Linked DNA regions of Homo sapiens: region 2 is linked to region 1. A link is a contact called in ENCODE Hi-C or POLR2A ChIA-PET data. All regions are on one chromosome and are shown on one strand. The core of a region is the stretch at or near the end of the contact, and the rest is flanking DNA. Distances in the headings are between cores, read along the strand shown.

What was found. A loop is a pair of places that touch in the nucleus more often than their neighbours do. ChIA-PET counts read pairs that join two places held with the same protein, here RNA polymerase II (POLR2A). Pooled maps may share reads with other maps.
Region 2: a pooled map shows a loop between it and region 1 (2.9-fold over the local background). The contact joins two enhancer-like sites. A Hi-C loop is called at or near these places in 5 of 50 pooled maps. POLR2A ChIA-PET finds 5 or more read pairs at or near these places in 6 of 52 experiments (A549, H1, OCI-LY7 and 3 more).

The regions. Positions count from the first base shown.
Region 1 is chr20:32,736,068-32,739,588 of GRCh38, forward strand. The region is part of intron 1 of COMMD7 (COMM domain containing 7); the gene reads right to left. Among named protein-coding and RNA genes, the nearest start is that of COMMD7, 5.6 kb to the right of the region's middle. RefSeq lists an enhancer at 1,037-1,892 and a silencer at 2,263-2,428. Within about 2 kb of position 1,749, at least 3 of the 41 ENCODE cell types and tissues checked have a DNase peak (open chromatin) inside an H3K27ac peak, as active enhancers do.
Region 2 is chr20:32,790,318-32,793,882 of GRCh38, forward strand. DNMT3B (DNA methyltransferase 3 beta) reads left to right here. Exons shown (of 23, transcript NM_006892.4): 8 at 1,284-1,391; 9 at 2,309-2,453; 10 at 3,219-3,278. Among named protein-coding and RNA genes, the nearest start is that of MAPRE1, 28 kb to the right of the region's middle. RefSeq lists enhancers at 1-849, 12-151. Within about 2 kb of position 2,179, at least 2 of the 41 ENCODE cell types and tissues checked have a DNase peak (open chromatin) inside an H3K27ac peak, as active enhancers do.

The sequences.
Region 1 (3,521 bases), core at 499-2,998:
GAAGATCACAACTTCCCCAGGACAAAAGGCCTTGACCATCAAATATTCCTAAGTCCTACCAGGTTTAGTGGCTATTTGGTTTATGTAGGCATTCAGGTAAACACCCACCGAACGAGCAATAAATGTTAAAGACAAGGTTCACACAATGATTCGTTTTACTACTTGAGGCCTACACCTTAGAATTCAAAATAAATTCAGCTAACAGAGTGGGTACTTGGAGAAGTCTGATTATCCAACAAAAGACAGAGAAATGGGCCAAACGACTCAGGTAAGTTGCTTATTAGGAGAAAGGTTTAAGGTTTCTGTATTAACAATAAAGGTAGCTGGGCCTGGTGGCTCACACCTGTAATCCCAGCACTTTGGGAGGCTGAGGCCGGCGGATCACAAGGTCAGGCGATTGAGACCATCCTGGCTAACACGGTGAAACCCCGTCTCTACTAAAAATACAAAAAATTAGCCAGGCATGGTGGCACATGCCTGTAATCCCAGCTACTCAGGAGCCTGAGGCAGGAGAATCGCTTGAACCCAGGAGGCAGAGGTTGCAGTGAGCTGAGATCATGCCACTGCACTTCAGCCTGGGTGATACAGCGAGACTCTGACTCAAACAAACAAACAAACAAACAACAACAACAAAAAAAACCAATAAAGGTAAAGGTTTACAGTATGTTTCAAGGTTAGAAAATGAGTCAGTTCCTGGGGGTGATGGCTCACACCTGTAATCCCAGCAATTTGGGAAGCCACAGTGGGTATATCACTTGAGCCCGAAGTTCTAGACCAGCCTGGGCAACATGGCACAACCCCATTTCTTCAAAAATTACAAAAATTAGCCAGAGCTGGGCACCATGGCTCATGCCTATAATCCCAGCACTTTAGGAGGCTGAGGCAGGTGGATCACCTAAGGTCAGGAGTTCGAGAGTAGCCTGACCAACATGGTGAAACCCCGTCTCTACTAAAAATACAAAAAATTAGCCAGGCGTAGTGGCGGGCACCTGTAGTCCCAGCCACTCTGGAGGCTGAGGCAGGAGAATGGTGTGAACCCAGGAGGCAGAGCTTGCAGTGAGCCGAGATCGCGCCACTGCATTCCAGCCTGGGTGACAGAGCGAGACTCCATCTCAAAAAAAAAGAAATATATACATATACATATATATAAAGTTTAGCTGGGTGTGAGGGAGGGCACCTGTAATCTCAGCTACTCGGGAGGCTGAGGCAGGAGAATTGCTTGAACCTGGGAGACAGAGGTTGCAGTGAGCCGAGATCGTGCCATTGCACTCCAGCCTGGGCAACAGAGCAAGACTCCGTCTCAAAAAAAAAAGATAAGCCAGGCACGGTGGTACATGCCTATAGTCCCAGCTACTAGAAAGGCTGAGGTAGGAGGATCACTTGAGCCTGGGAGGTCGAGGCTGCACTCCAGCCTGGGTGATAGAATGAGACCCTGTCTCAAATTTAAAAAAACGAAAGAAAGAAAAGAAAATGAGTCAACTCTGGGTGTAATGGCTCACACCTATAATCCCAGCACTTTGGGAGGCTGAGGTGGGAGGATCCCTTAAGGCCAGGAGGCCCAGACCAACCTAGGCAACAAACAGTGACCGTGTTGCTATAAAAAAAATTAAAAAATAAAAAATTAGCCTGGTGTGGTGGCACATGCCTGTGGTTCCAGCTACTCAAGAGGCTGAGGCAGGAGGACTCCTTGAGCCCAGGAGTTCAAGACTGCAGTGAGCCATTATTGTAACACTGCTCTCCAGCCTTGGCAACAGAGTGAGGTCCTGTCTTAAAAAAAAAAAAAGAAAATGAGTCAAGTGCTGATCTCAAAGGAAGTGGTTTGTATTTTCTACGAATACCAAGCTGGAGGTAATTTTACAGATCATACAATCCAGTATCTTAAAAAAAAAAAAAAGAAAAAAACTTTGTTAGTAGCAGAATCTTTTTTTATTCTCCAAATGGATATCTTCCAGAGAACACTGATACATTAACAAGTAAAAGCTAAGCTACCACCATAGGCTTTGAAGCCAAACACGTGATCCTAAATTCCTGGCTCCATCACTTCCTGGCTGCCTGACATTATTTATTTATTTTCTTGAGACAGGGTCGCATTTTCTGACCCAGGCTGGAGTGCAATGCCATGGTCATAGCTCACTGCAGCCTCAAACTTCTGGGCTTAAGGGATTCTCCTGCCTCAGCCACTTAAGTAGCTAGAACTACAGGCACATACCACCACTCTCAGCTAATTTTTAAAACTTTTGGCCAGGTACGGTGGCTCACGCCTATAATCCCAACACTTTGGGAGGCCGAGGTGGGCAGGTTACAAGGTCAGGAGTTGGAGACCAGCTTAGCCAACATGGTGAAACCTCATCTCTATTAAGAATACAAACATGAGCCGGGCATGGTGGTGCACGCCTGTAGTCCCAGCTACTTGGGAGGCTGAGGCAGGAGAATCACTTGAACCTAGGAGGCGGAGGTTGCAGTAAGCCAAGATCATGCCATTGCACTACAGCCTGGGCAATATTGAGACTATCTCAAAGGAAAAAAAATGTTTTCCTAGAGATGGGGTCTTGCTATGTTGCTCAGGCTAGTCTTGAACTCCTGGCCTCAAGTGATCCCCCTACCTCTACCTCCCAAAGTGCTTGATTACAGGCATGAGCCACCTTGCCTGGCTTTCTGCATGATTTTATTTACTTATTTATTTGAAACAGGGTCTGGTCTGTTCTCTGGGCTGGAGTGCAGTGGCATAATCATAGCTAACCGCAGCCTCCAATTTCTGACTCAAGTGATCCTCCCACCTAAGCCTCTGGAGTAGCTGGGACTACAGGTGTGTGCCACCATGCCTGGCTAATTTTTTATCTTATTGTAGAGATGGAGTCTTGCTACGTTGCTTAGGCTAGTCTTGAACTCCTGTCTACATGACTTTAAACAGGTCAATTTATTTCTCTGAACCATCTTTCTTAACTGTAAAATGGGAATAATAATAGTGCCTTCCTTTTAGAGTTGTTATGCATACATTTAAAATGGTGCCTGGCCACATGGTGCATGCTCAATATATTAATATCGTATAATAGCTATGTTCATTTCACTGCTCTGTGATTCAGTTTCTTCGTCTGTAAAATGTGAATAATAATAAGTGGCTGGGTGCAGTGGCTCATGCCTGTAATTCCATCACCTTGGGAGGCCAAGATGGATCACCAGAGACCATGAGTTCAAGACAAGCCTAGACAACATAGGGAGACCCTGTCTCAATTTAAAATAATAACAGCAACTACCTATAAAAGTGATTGCAAGGACTCAATTAGTTAACATACATAAGCTGGGCGCGGTGTCTCACGCCTGTAATCCCAGCACTTTGGGAGGCTGAGGCGGGCGGATCACGAGGTCAGGAGATAAAGACCATCCTCACTAAAGCGGTGAAACCCCATCTCTACTAAAAATACAAAAAATTAGCAGGGAGTAGTGGCGGGTGCCTGTACTCCCAGCTACTCGGAAGGCTGAGGCAGGAGAATGGCGTGAACCCGGGAGGTGGAGCTTGCAGT
Region 2 (3,565 bases), core at 929-3,428, 55 kb after region 1:
GCAATTGCTTTGCCCCATCGAGACATAAAATGCACTTTGCAAGATAGAGTCTGAGGCTAATACAATGCAGTGTGGGGCTGTCAGCATTAGGGGATGAGATGACAATATGGGACCTGGGTCTGGCCTGGGCAAGTGCCTGCTCAGCATGTGTACGCTGTTTGGGTTGTATTGGAGCTATTGGGCGCTGGAACCAGCACTTGTGTTGGAGCGGTTTCCCCCCACCAGAGCCACAGTGTTTTCTCCCCAGTGGTGGTCACACCCCCATATAGGAAATCAGGCATTCCGTGATAAAATGGAGGTTTGCATGAGTGTGAGCACTCTTTACGGAGACTAGAACATTCCCTGTGTCTTTCAGTTCCTTTTTTTTTTTAAGAGATGAGGTCCTCACTGTCACCCAGGCTGGAGTGCAGTGGCACTGTCTTGGCTCACTGCAGCCTCAATCACCTGGGCTCAAGCAATCCTTCTGCCTTAACAGAGCAGCTGAGACTGCAGGTGCACACCACTGTGTTTGGCTCTTAAAAGTTTTTGTAGAGATGGGGTCTTGCTGTGTTGTCCAGGCTAGTCGAACTCCTGGGCTCAAGCGATCCTCTCAACTCCCACTCCCAAAGTGCTGGGAATATAGGCCTGAGCCACTACGTCTGGCCTTTCAGTTCTGATTAGCATCCCTGAATGGCCATTTTCTCTCTCACTGGCAACTCAGTCAGTTCATGCTTGGTCCAGGGACTTGGTACATCAGGAGACTTGTGGAATATGGATTAAATCACAAGAACTAAAGTTAAATAATCACAACAAGTGAAAGGTGCTGTGTCGAGCACTGTTTTCTAAACACATTCATTAGGTGAACTCATTTTAATAAAAGGGTAAAGAGTAAACAATTATCATGCTTAGGAAAGAAGGAATATGTGCAAACCCTCAATGCTGGAGCAGCCACAGAGAATATTAGGACTGAGCCTCAGGGGTCCACACCAGGGACACCTGCTTGGAAAATGTATACAAACACAGGGTTCGCCTAATTGCCTTCATTCAGAGTATCCTCCTTTTCCACAGTGGAAGTGTCGTACCTAACAAGGTTCTGGATATCTGTGTGTTGAGACTCTGCCATTTCTATTTTTCTGCTTTTTTCTTTCCTTCCTTTCAAATAGATGTCTGTGGACTTTATCCCCAGGAATGGTCTCTTGGTTAAAGTGTGTGAAAATCTTCTGCATCTGATGGACAACATTGTGATAGACATGGCACCTGGGACACACCTGTAGGTGGATGTTGATGATGTCTTTCTCTTTTAGGTCTCTGCAGACAAACTGGTGGCACTGGGGCTGTTCAGCCAGCACTTTAATTTGGCCACCTTCAATAAGCTCGTCTCCTATCGAAAAGCCATGTACCATGCTCTGGAGGTAACATGGGATGAGGGAATGAGGGCTAAGCCCTGAGAGCAGGGATGAAGCAAGAGACCCACAGAAACCTAGCTCAGTGTTGCCAAGGGTGGTTTGGAGGGGACAGGGTGGCCAGGGAGGAGGTAAATGACAACATAACATGATGGCCACCGGATTGGGCCTCCCAACAAAGGGATTTGAGACATCCCAGCTGCCACTTATTGGGACCACTAACTGAATCAGAAGGAAAGAGCACGGGCAGTTAGGGGTGCAATATTCGTATCAGTGAATGTGCTTTTCCAGAGACCTCAGAGCCTTCTTATGAGGGTTGGAGTTCACAGCAAGACAGCAGTGGAGGCCAGCTGTCTTCTATCTGTGGGCCGTCTTATCCCCTATGAACCATTATACCCTGTTTCTCCCTTCACCTTGATTTTTTCCCCCCACCTTTGTTCAGCATTTAAGAGCCAACCTCTTCTCATTGCTAAAGGCTTCATTAGACACTGAAATCCTTGGTCCTTCATGTAGGACACAAGTTAATGTCCCCATCTTTAGGGAGATAAAACAAGAAATCTAGTGCCGCCTTATATAAGATACAGAGGAGATGAGATAGTGCTGGCTGGGGCTTCTATATCTTGGTGGTAGAGTTAATTCTGATATGTCTGCCTTTTGAGTGGGAGGTGACCACTGACATTCCCTAGGGGGAAGAGATCCTATTTGGTGCCTGCATGAAAAGATTTAACCACAACCCCCCTTCCGAGGCCTCTCCCTGCACAGGCCCCTCCTTCCTCTGTCACATACCACAGCCCAGGACAGCTGTCTGGCTATGAAAGGGCCCAGTGTGAAGGGGAATGTAGGCCCTGGCTGGGGGAATCCCTGGGTGTGGCCTGGCGAGCACCTCCTCCCCACCCCCCCATTCATCACAGACTCTGCCTTTGCAGAAAGCTAGGGTGCGAGCTGGCAAGACCTTCCCCAGCAGCCCTGGAGACTCATTGGAGGACCAGCTGAAGCCCATGTTGGAGTGGGCCCACGGGGGCTTCAAGCCCACTGGGATCGAGGGCCTCAAACCCAACAACACGCAACCAGGTGGGAATGAGTCCCCATGGCAGCACCCGCTGCCTCTGCTGGTGGGACCACTTCTTGGGAGAGTCAGCCACCCCTGCTGCCCCACACCCCACCCAGCTTTCTAGCAGCTGGTCTCAACTCTGAATGTTGGAAAAATAGGAGCAGGCATACGAAGGCTGTGCCAGCTCTATCTGGCTTCCCCGGCCACTTTCTTGCTGATGGTCACGTGCATATAATTTGTATTGAATCTGACATCTGTCTTGAAGTCAGGATGCAGTGTTGACTAGCACCTTTTTTATTAAAGGAAAAAATAGTTAAGCTATGCTCATTTGAGAAAATTGGAAAGTGTTAAAGAAGAATATGCCACCTGCTAACATTTTGACCAGTACCATATTTCTCCCATTATAAGATAACTCTGGTTTCTAGAAATCCAGGACTTGTCTTACAATCCATAGATTTAAAGGCCAGGCCTAGTGGCTCATGCCTGTAATCGCAGCACTCTGGGAGGCTGAGGCGAGTGGATCACTTGAGGCGATCACCTGGACAACATGGTGAAAAATAGAAAAATTAGCCTGGTGTGCTTGGCATGTGCCTGTGGTCCCAGCTACCCGGGAGGCTGAGGTGGGAGAATTGGCTTGAGCCCAGGAGGCAGAGGTTGCAGTGCGCCGAGATCGCACCACTGCATTCAAGCCTGGGTGACAGAGCAAGACCTTGTCTCAAAAAAGAAAACAGTCCATACATTTAATGTAATGTTTTTTCTGTTTTGTTTTGTTTTCCCCTCAAAAGTGGTTAATAAGTCGAAGGTGCGTCGTGCAGGCAGTAGGAAATTAGAATCAAGGAAATACGGTATTTCCTTCCTGTCTTTTGACTGTGCCCTGTTTTCTATGCACTTTCTTCTGATTTCTTTGCATATAAAATGGTCACTGGAAAAGAATCAAATTTCTTGAAAAGTCAATCTGAACTCCCTCCCCACTCTCCCCTCACATCCCACCCTCACAAATACCCTCCAGGTTAACGTTGGGTTGCACATCCTTCCAGATTTTTCTGAACACTAGTTGGATTCCTGCTTTCCCCTTTATTAATATTAATACTGTAAGCACTGTCTGATGTCATTTTGTCACTAAAGGGTCCTT